Linked DNA regions of Mus musculus: region 1 is linked to region 2. A link is a loop called in an ENCODE intact Hi-C map of the cell type or tissue named here. Cell type or tissue: gastrocnemius. All regions are shown on one strand. Each heading gives the region's core, and the rest is flanking DNA. Links, peaks and the distances in the headings are about the cores only.

The links. Hi-C counts contacts between places; a loop is a spot of excess contacts. Peaks named below come from ENCODE experiments on the same cell type or tissue, not always from the same donor. Only the 100,000 strongest peaks of a DNase experiment are listed, where the experiment ranks them.
Region 1: it touches region 2 in a loop (3-fold over the local background); 13 of 42 quality-filtered maps call a loop at or near these places.

What each region holds. Positions count from the first base shown.
Region 1 is chr7:131,040,296-131,045,672 of GRCm38, forward strand. It overlaps Dmbt1 (deleted in malignant brain tumors 1), which reads left to right. Exons shown (of 48, transcript NM_001347632.2): 4 at 592-915; 5 at 3,365-3,391; 6 at 4,198-4,227. Among named protein-coding and RNA genes, the nearest start is that of Dmbt1, 11 kb to the left of the region's middle. In gastrocnemius, for the core only: CTCF peaks have their summits at 2,585 and 5,153 (motif pointing right); DNase peaks (open chromatin) are centred at 2,579 and 5,182.
Region 2 is chr7:130,768,192-130,773,568 of GRCm38, forward strand. No RefSeq gene overlaps it. Among named protein-coding and RNA genes, the nearest start is that of Btbd16, 3.2 kb to the right of the region's middle. In gastrocnemius, for the core only: a CTCF peak has its summit at 2,673 (motif pointing right); DNase peaks (open chromatin) are centred at 2,683, 3,878, 4,862 and 5,174; H3K27ac peaks cover 199 bases.

The DNA of each region.
Region 1 (5,377 bases), core at 190-5,189, 270 kb after region 2:
CCTGAAAGCAATTCTAATGTAAACTGTCAACCATGTGTATGTAAGCAGCTGTTGAGAGCCTTTGCCATGCACTCTTTTGACGGTAGGATCATCTTTAAGCCCCTTTGGTCTATTTTAGACCAACCTGCTCTGCCTTCTCATTTACTGCTGACAGGTATGGCTCAAGGTAGAGAGTAATGTGTGCAGGTCCAGTGTGTGAGGAGTTGGGAGGGGTTTGCAATCTCTCTCTCCTTGAAATAGTCTTGATTCTACAGTACACGGCCCTCCAAGTACCTCCAAGCCATAGGTACAAGGTAGAGTAAGTTTCTTGTCACTATTCAAGGCAGATTCAACCTATGCCAACACAGTTTGCAGAAACTTATTCACCCGGGTGACCAACTTGGTCCTCATGTCTAGGACAGAAGTAGAGAGCATTGTAGTGAAGGTTCACAGGCAAAGTGAGAGGGTACAGATCTTTACAGGTCAGTGTGGCCAGGATGCAGCAGCAGGAGCTGTTCATGTCCTATATTGCTTTAAAGTTCATGAGTGAGCTGCCACCAAGTGTACAAGTGAGACATGACCAACAATGGAGAAACCACCATGTCTTTCCAGGAACAGATTCTGGTTTGGCCGTGAGGCTGGTGAATGGAGGAGACAGGTGTCAGGGTCGAGTGGAGATCCTTTACCAGGGTTCCTGGGGCACTGTGTGTGACGACAGCTGGGACCTCAATGATGCCAACGTGGTGTGCAGGCAGCTGGGCTGTGGCTTGGCCGTGTCTGCCCCGGGAAATGCCAGGTTTGGACAGGGCTCAGGGCCCATTGTCATGGATGACGTGGCCTGTGGAGGCTATGAGGACTATCTGTGGAGATGTTCCCACCGAGGCTGGCTCTCTCATAACTGTGGACACCAGGAAGATGCTGGAGTCATCTGTTCAGGTAAGACCCAGTGATCATTACATCTGCCTGACAGCAATGAGCTCAGGTCACTATGAATGCTGTCAGAACTCCATTCTGGCCACTTCATTGGTCCTTGTAAGGACTGGTGACTATCCAGGACAATGCCTTTCTCAGTCATTGTCCTGCACAAGGCTCTCAGTCTCTAGTGAGTGTAGAGTTTCTGTGAGAGAGGTAAGCAATGGAAATGCAATGTCAAGTCTTACCCATGAGTAAGGTCAAAGGTCAGCATACATGTGCTCTTGCAAAAGGTAATCCAGCTTTGGTCTGGAGTATTGGAATCCTGTTTCTATGCTGAATTTGAACTATCAGAAGGGCAAAGCTGTACCGAATAGCAAGGTGAGCAAATTCACTCTTCTTTTTCCATAGTGTTCCCCAGAATCCTTCCCAAAAAGTTTTGCTGAAGGACTCTTCTGGGGAAGCTTCAGTAACTCCTTCAGTCCCTCAGGGTCTGCAGAGTCCTGGGTTCTCACAGATCGGGTTCAATAGCTCAATCATGATAACACACTGGGAATGTTATTCATGAATGTTGGTGGTGTGGACATGGCAGTTAGGTCCTATGTAGTATGTTCATGAGGTAAATTGACAAATATTTGGACATGGATATAGCAGAGAGGATTGCTAGAGTCCTACAGAATCCTTTAACTGTGAAGGTGGATCTTTGAATCTTCAACAAGTCAAGGCTGACTGTGTTGTTGGCCCATTACCCACACAGTAACATAGAACCCTGGTTTCCTGTCATGTCTGCAGGTGGTCATGGTTTTTTACTTGCTATTATTAAACTGCATAAAACCGGGTCCACCTGGGGCATGGAGTACATGGTAGAAGTACATGAGTAGCTGTATTACTCATGGTCTGCTTTGGCAACCCCCACCTTGGAGCATCAGCCTCAGCTACATCTGTAGAAATGCTGAGTCTGTCTTCCCTGGGAGTCCAGGTGAAATTCAGGTGCTTTCTATCAAGTGTCCTTCTATTTCTCAAAGATGTCTGTGCCTCCCCTTGCTCAGGTCAATGTCGACAGCTTGGAGTCCCCTCTTCTCCTGTTCATTTCAGGGTCATGCTTTTTCTTCTGACACTAGGGAATTATTGATAAGACACACATTGCTCACTCCCTCTAGTTTTCACCAAATATGTTACCTGGGTCATCAGCTTTGCTCTTTGCACATTCATGGCTGACACAACATGTCTGGTATGTTTTATACACACATCACTGGGCATCATAGACCCCACTGCTGCATGCTACTCAGAATGGATGGCCTGAGGCTTTGCATGGTGCTAACCTCAATTGGGCGGGCTGGTACCTCAGAGTACCACACTGTGTCCTGATGCTCTTAGAGTAGCTTCCTCTGCATCTGGACATCTGAATGTTTCAATTCCTCATGTTCTTTCCTGTTTTCTACATTGATTATCTTACTGATAAATAAGTTTATCAGTATATTAGTATATGTATAACCCAGGCTGCTGTCCTTGAGCTATGAATTCCCCATCTTCATTTCCCCAGTGCTGGGATTACTTCAATGAGCCCTGGTACCCAGCATACATCCTGGTTTCATTTCTTCTTATACAGGGTACTGCAGTTCACTCAGTCTACCCTAGTGTGCTTGCCATAACCATGTTCCAACACCACCCCCTATAGCCTCAGGCAGCTCACTGCAGATGCTATGGTGTCCTGGAGCAGGTCGCCTTTGTCCTGTCCCTCACCAGACTCCACTTGGTTTGTTCTAACTGTTCTTTCTAAATTCTAGGGGCACTGTCACCTTCAGAAGTCCCTACCTGGTTTATACTTTTAAAGACACACACACACACACACACACACACACACACACACACACACACACTCAGACAGAAACAGACAAACGATACACACATACATATACTTGGATGGACAGAGACACACAAACATACATAGTGATAAATACACAGACACAGAAACACACACATATAGTCTCACATGCAAAGGAAATGGGTTCCAAGAACTTCTTTGCTTCTACCCAAAGCATACGACACTCAAGTCTTTTATCAACTGGTGTGTGACCCACAGACGCCCTCCTGTGTCCTTCCAGGCATCCCAGATCTAGTCCCTCATAGAATATCAGCCTTGTGTGACTCAGTGCTGTTCCACATTGCTCATGTGAATATGGCAAGAGGGAAAGGTTTTCATGCTCAATAATACAGGGGCAGGCTGCTTTTCTTTAATATTTATGATTTACCACTTATGTAATTTGTGAAGAAGCCTATGGGTACAGAGGGCCAACTGGAATATTACAAAGATTATCTTGCTCTTTTGACCAATGAAAAAGGTATTTAAGTTTTGTCTTTGGGGTGAAGCCCACAAAGAATAGGTGTAGAAACTATCCCTTTAGAAAGGATTTTTGCCAGGATCCTTGTGGTCGAAACACACACTCTGAATTTGTTTTTATTCCTTTCACAGATTCTCAAACAAGCAGTCCCACACCTGGTAAGTACATTGAAAATATAGACTTGTATCAGTGTATAACTTCCTCCTATATTGTGATAGAGGCTGGCCCACTANATAGTAATAAATGACAGTAGGATGAAATATATAGTGTCCCATCTAGACAGTAATGACAATAGAAACTCCTGCCAGCTATAGCAAAAAAGGCCCCTGTGCTAAGACAGTTATAGTCTTCAATTTTATGTTGCCCTGGTCTCAATTTTCAGTTGATGTTAGAATCGAGTAGAATATCTGGATGTAGGTCTTGGATTCAGTCCTTCTGCAAGAAGCTCTGACTAGGAGACATGAAGAAGACTCAGGGATCTGTGGTCGGCAGATGATATGTAAGGATATCATGCCCTCTTCACACTTGGGCCAACTCTGGCTTGTCCCAAGCCGAATCAGAATTTAATGTTAGCAAGGTTGTAGGGCCACTTGTTTGCTATTGGTTTGTTTATTTACTTCTTTTTGAGACCCACAGAGCCCAGGCTAACTTCAGACTTGCTGATTTGGCAAGGGTCCCCTTGAACTCCTGATCCTCTTGTCTGTAGTTTCCGAGTTCTAGGATTCCAAAATGTTGCCACCATGTCCAGCTGTTTTTTTTTTTTTTTTACCACATTGGACATGATGTGTAGTTCACCTCTATGCCTAGACCTTGGGCATAGCCAAACTGAAACACTGATTCCCACCCCCACCCCCAACCTCTCAGAAGGCATGGCTGTGTAGTGCAGTTCAGGCTAAGTGTATCTTGTATGAGACCATCTCTACATGGTGGATCCAATTCTAAACTAAGCTTTTTCTTTATTAAGGCTGGTGGAATCCAGGAGGGACAAATAACGGTAAGGCCATCTCCTTCACTCTTGTTTCTGTCTTTGGGTTACTGATAGAATGGGGAGAGATTCTGAGTCCTGTTGCTGTGATCACACACTGGCCCTAAGCAACTTGGAGGAGGACAGGTCCGTTGGGCTTACAGGTCACCACCCATCACTGAGTGAAGCCAAGGCCAGTTCCTGAGGTTCCAGCTGGAGGCAGGAACTGAAGCAGAGGCCTTGGAGCAGCCCAGCTTACTGACTTTCTGGCTCATGCTTAGCTAGCGTCTTATACAGCGCAGGCTCACATTGCCCAAGGACAATGGGCTGGATTTCTCTGACAGTTATCGATCAAGAAAATCCATACAGACAGGGCTATAGTCAATCCTGTTCTGGGTAACTCCCAGATTGAGAGACCTGTACATGACTTAGCTGGGGTTCTGTTGACAATGGAGATAACGAGGACAAATGGCCAGCGCTGCTGCTGCTGCTGCTGCTGCTGCTGTGGCTCCTGCTGCTGCTGTTGCTGTTGCTCCTGCTGCTGCTGGTGGTAGTATTCCTGCTGGTGCTAGTGATGCATCTGCTGTCTGGAGGAATCCAACTGAATCGGTGGACACAGAAATCAGGGATGGAGTAGAGATGAGAGACATGGGTGTCACACTGCTGGGTAGACCCTACCAAGCCCCTCCTTTCCTCTTCATTCTTCTCTCTGCTCTTCAGTTATGTGATGGATGAAATTAACTTTAGCCTCCTGTCTGTAGGACTAATGAAAAACAGTCACTGATTCTTCCTTCCAAAATTAAAAATATTGCACATCATCAATGCTCAGCTATCACAGGTAGTATGTACTTTAACAGAACATACACATGTCGGGGAATCCAGAGGAAGGTTTTTGACCAACTTCTAGAAAGGGCCAAACCAAGGCCGGCAGTTCTCTAGGGGGAAACAATCGAGAGTGACCAGCAGAGGGCAGTAACATTGTGTCCTGCAGACCTGTGCCTTCTTTGGGAACACCTTGGAAGTTTCAGGTGTCCTTTGCCAATCCCCATAGCACCCTCTGAAGATCTGCAACAACAGCAACTGTCTGATCCTCTTACCTTGTCTCCACTTCCTCTCACTCTCAGACCACAGAGTTCTCACAACAACAGAGGAGCCACTGAAGGGTACACCCAGGATTGGC
Region 2 (5,377 bases), core at 179-5,178:
TGCTTTTGAGTCCTGCTTTGAAGCTAATGGAGGCCGCTGTGTTCTCCAGACAAACTTGCAGAGAGTACAGTGGTCTGGTACTTTAAGTGAAAATGGTCCTAATAGCCTCACAGGGAGTGGCACTGTTAGGAGGTATGGCCTTGTGGAAGTAGGCGTGGCTTTGCTGAAAGAAGTGTGTCGCTGGGGGTGGGTTTTCAGGTCTCAGATGATGAAGCCAGGCCCAGTGTGGCACTCTGCTCCTGCTGTAGGCTCATCTGAACTAGAACTCTCAGCTACCTCTCCAGCACCATGCCTGCCTGCCTGCCTGCCTGCCTGCCTGCCTGCTGCCATGCTATGTACCATAATGGACTTAAGCTCTGAAAAGTATGCCAGCCCCAGTTAAATGCTTTCCTTATAAGAGTTGCTGTGGTCATGATGTCTCTTCACAGCAATAGAAACAAACCCAAGGACAAGTTTGTCTTCATGTCAAGCCACATTCCATGTGATAAAAGTTCAGTCCCCAGATGGCGGTTTGATTTTGAGATGTTCTGGAAATGTTTTTAGGAGGTGGGGCCTAATGGCAGGTCCCTGGAAGTGTCACTCTGGAGGTCATTCCTGGTCCTAGGTCCCCACTCTTTTTCTTTGCTTCCCGTCTGCCTCTGTCATGTGTTCCCACGGCTGCCATGTTCCTCCCCAGAAGAGTGGAGCTGCCCATAGCTGACTGAATCTCTGCAAACGTGGAGGCAAAATAAGAATGGAATATGCTTTGTTTCTAAGAGTCTCTGGCTACATTCTGTTACTTTTCCTGGGGAAGCCTGTGCTGCCACTTCTGTGGCGTTCAGTGAGCTGCAGTCTGGAAAATTTTATATCAGTAAATATAGCCATTTGTTCCTTTGAATGGCCACATAGCAATCCAGGCTACCAATTAAACAGCTGTCCTGGGGATGGTGGGGATTTAAATTGTGTTCAGTGTTTTGCTGTTGTTCTGACCGATCTGAGAGTCCTTATGTACCTATGTGGACATACTCCTTTAAGCTGAATCATTTTTGCTGATTGCTTTTGAGACAGGGGCTTACTATGTAGCCCTGGCTGGCCTGGAGTTCACTGTGTAGACCAGGCTGGCCTCAAACTCACAGATCCACCCACCTTTGCCTCCCAAGTGCTGGGATTAAAGGTGTGCACCACCACACACAGCTCTTAATTTTATTTTATATTTTTACTTTTAGTTTTTAATGTGTATGATTGTTTTGCCTGCATGTATGTAAAAGTGCCTACCATGTGCATGCCTGGTATCCATGGGAGGCCAGAAGAAGGCATCAGATCCCCTGGAACTAGAGTTACAGGTGGTTGTGAGCCACCATGTAGGTACTGGGCACCAAATGCCAGTCTTCTACAAAGCAGCAAGTGCTCTTGATTGCTGAGCCAACTCTCCAGCCCCTAATCCGAATTCTTCAGAGTGGTTCACCTGGGCTGAAGATGCCACTGTGATTGCTGATCCACCAGACCCCAGCTTCTTAAACTGGGTCATGATAGCATGATAGCATGTAGTATGTAGTATGGATAACATGTAGTTTGTGTCACTGAATATGGAGATTGAGGGGAAAAAATGACGATAGTAAAAGATTTTTGAATCTGCAGTGCCCCCAAAATTAATTAAAAATTAAATGCACAAGGTATTTTTGACTGTTTTGTTTCATATTGTTCCATTTCACAGCTGCAACCTGGGTTGTGAACACACATGCTTTTTTTTTTTTTACATACACGCTTTGTACTAAGCAGCCTTACGCCAGCCACACAAGGCCAACAGCACTGCCAGAAACACCCCAGCTTCCACCCAAGGCTGCCGTGTGGTATAAGTGGCAGTGTTTTTACTGTAGATGCAGAGTTTTTTCCTCTGATGGTTTCATTATGGGAAACAAATGGCTTTTTAAAAAAGATTTATTTATTATATGTAAGTACACTGTAACTGTCTTCAGGCACCCTAGAAGAGGGCATCAGATCTCATTACAGATGGTTGTGAGCCACCATGTGAATGCTGGGATTTGAACTCAGGACCTCCAGAAGAGCAGTCAGTGCTCCTAACCACTGAGTCATCTCTCCAGCCCCAACAAATGGCTTTTTTAAATGGTCCCTGCCAGTTTGTCAGAATCCAAGTATTCAGTAGGCACTGGGGAGGTTGTGTTGCTAGGATGCTTGATTTTAAATGAAAACCAGGCTGTTAACCTAGGCTCCTTGAAATTTCACTAGGTGGATTTTGACATGGGATTAGGGCAGGATTTGCAACAATTTCTTCAGTAGCCACTTTGTCATTTGTACTATGTGAAGGTATGTTCTCAACTTTGATAATTATAAAATCTAAATACTGACCAACTCTGAAAAAGATGCTTTGTATCCCGCAGTATTAAATACCCAATATTCAACCAAGTTCTCACCCTTATTCAGAAATAAATATGCATACCTTCTCATTAGCATGCAAATTTGCTTTCATCTTTAATAAATGACAATGTCACCAAACATAGTTTCAAATATGTCTACCAAAATTGCTTCAAAATCAACTTCTCCATAATTGGTTGCTGGCAAATGTCTGAATGTAGTCATTTATATGCCCATATGCACAGGATTGCGTAGAAGCCACTGTTCTAGCCAAACACTAGGAGCACCAGGTGTGGTTGGGCAGGTTTTGCAGTGGAGGAGGAAGTCCACCAGGGGGAGCTGCAACACATCTTAGAAAAGAGTCCCAGAAGGCCCAGGGAGGCAGAGTCATTTTAGACTCCAAGACTGAGAAACGCTGATCTGCTCAGTTTGTCTGTGTCTGACATGCATACAGAGTAGTATCGGTTCTTTTTGATTCACCACAAAGCAGGTGGCTTGTCCAGTGCTGACTTCCTGTGACATTGCTTGTGGCCAAGGCCACATGAAGTCCATGCTAGCTCCAGAGTTTCAAGGTTGGCCCTGTTCTTTCTCTCCAGCAACCAAGAAGCCACCTTAAGGTGTCATTTCTCTTTCCTTCTCTTTCCTTCTCTTTCCTTCTCTTTCCTTCTCTTTCCTTCTCTTCTCTTCTCCTCTCTTCTCTTCTCCTTCTCTTCTCCTTCTCCTTCTCCTTCTCCTTCTCCTTCTCCTTCTCCTTCTCCTTCTCCTTCTCCTTCTCCTTCTCCTTCTCTTCTCTTCTCTTCTCTTCTCTTCCTTTTTGTTTTGTTTGTTTGTTTGTTTGTTTGTTTGTTTTTTGAGACAGTCCTATATAGCCCAGGCTAGCCTCAAATTCATTTTGTAGCCAAGGATGACGCTAAACTTCTGATCCTCCTGCCTCTACCTTCCAAGTGCTGGGGTTACGGGGGCCGCAGTGGCCTGTTCTGTGCAGTACTGGAGACTGGACCCAGATCTATGCTTTCAAGTTAGGAAGCTTGTTGCTTAGAAGCCTTCCAGAGTTGGTACTTGTGCTGGCTAGATTCAGATTTATGTCAACTTGACAAGCTAAAGTCACCTGAAAGGAGGGAATCTCAATTGAGAAAATGCCTCAATGAAATCAGGCTGTAAGCAAACCTGTAGGCCCATTGTGGGTGGTACCAGCCCTGGGCTGGTAGTCCTGTAAGAAAGCAGGCTGAGCAAGCCGTGCCAGCAAGCTTCGATGGCTTCTGTATCAGCTCCTGCCTCCAGCCCCTGCCCTGTTTGAGATCCTGCCCTGACTTCTTCAGCGATGGACCATGATGTGGAAGTGTAAGCAAGATGAACTCTGTCCTCCTCGCCTTGCTTTGCTCCTGGTGTCTCGCTGCAATAATAGAAACCCTAACTGGGACAGAAACGGTACATACCTGCTCCCCTGGCCCTTGGTGCATAAATACACCATATGGGACCTGTGGGACTGCTCTCTGCCATTCAGCTGCCTTTGCCTGGCTTCAGACTTGTTCTGGGCTTGGCCACCTCTCTTCTGGTGTTGCCTGCTGGGGATGCTCTGCTGTGAGTGAGAGGTTGTGGGGGACAGCCGTGTTGGCTCCTCCAGTATCTGCCTTACTGAGGGACGGAGCCGTGTGTGTTTCCAGTCCCTTGGCTTCTCCTTTGGAACTCTGAGGGGCTGTGTCAACACAGAGGTATGAGACTGAGGTAGTCCTTCCCCACAGGGGAAGGGATGGGCAAATATGGCCATGGCCTTCTTTTTCTGTGCTTTAGAGTCCTCCTGTCTCAGCCTGTCTTCTGATATTACAGGCTGTTCCACACCAGATATCTGTGCTCTTCTGAGGCATAGTGGGCTACCGTATGATTCTTTTACTTGTTTGCTTGTTCGTTTTAATAGACTGGCCTCAAACTTCCTCTATAACCATGGGTGACCTTGAACTCCTGCCTCAACTTCCCAGTGTTGGGAGTGTAGGTCTGCAGCCCACAACCCGTTCCAAGAAGATTATTTTTCATTTCTTGTGAGATAATTCATCTATCTTTTTTTATGGCCTGGTTGGAGGTTCATTTACTGTTTTGACTGGGCTACACTTCCCTCTCCACAGTCTAGTTGTGTGTGTGTGTGTGTGTGTGTGTGTGTGTGTGTGTGTGTGTGTGTGTTCACTCACATGAACAGCCACCTCTCTGTCTTCATAAGCTGGCTCTATATGGGGAAGTCCTTTGCCAACCACACTCAGTACTCACTGTGGCCTCACAGCACATTTCTGGAAATGTATCTTTGCCTGAGCATGCACACACGGCCTCGCCATCAGAGGAGCTGCTCTGTTCCCTGTAGGAACTTGCTCACCTTCTCCCTCTGGGAGACTAAGCAGGTGCTGTCAGAAGCCAGTCCCTCAGGATCCAGAACACACCAGGTGGGGCAGAAAGCAGCCCCCTGAACATTGGCCTAAGGCTGGCATGGTGGCTCTGCCTCCCACCCTTCTGTTTCCCTCCCATAGGGGTGGGTGGACAACATCGCCAGCAAGTGGATGCCACCAGGTAGAACTTGCAGGGAAAGCAGCTAGACTTCCTGTGACATTGCTTGTGGCCAAGGCCACATGAAGTCCATGCTAACTCCAGCGATTCAAGAAAGTTTCCATTTCTGTGCATTTGACTTTGGCTTACAGCTCAGCTCTGGAGCGATCCATGGCGCAATCTAGCGGGGAGCTGAAGGCTTCTAAACCAAAGGCTTCAGAAAGGGATCAATACAATCAAGGTCAAATGTTGGGCTCAGGGGTGGTAAGGACTGTGGCTCCCTGGGACACTTTCCCAGTGTGGCCAATAGGAGGCGCTCAGGGGTTGTCTTTTAGCCAGTAGCCCCAGTAGTACCAGAAATAGTATCCAGAGGGCAGGTATGATATCAGGAGGGTCAGGTTCTTGTATTTCAAACACCTTAATTCAAATCCTGTGTTAAGCCTCTATTGGAGAGAAAGTTTACATAGGGGAAGTCTGAGGTAAAGGGAAGGGCAGA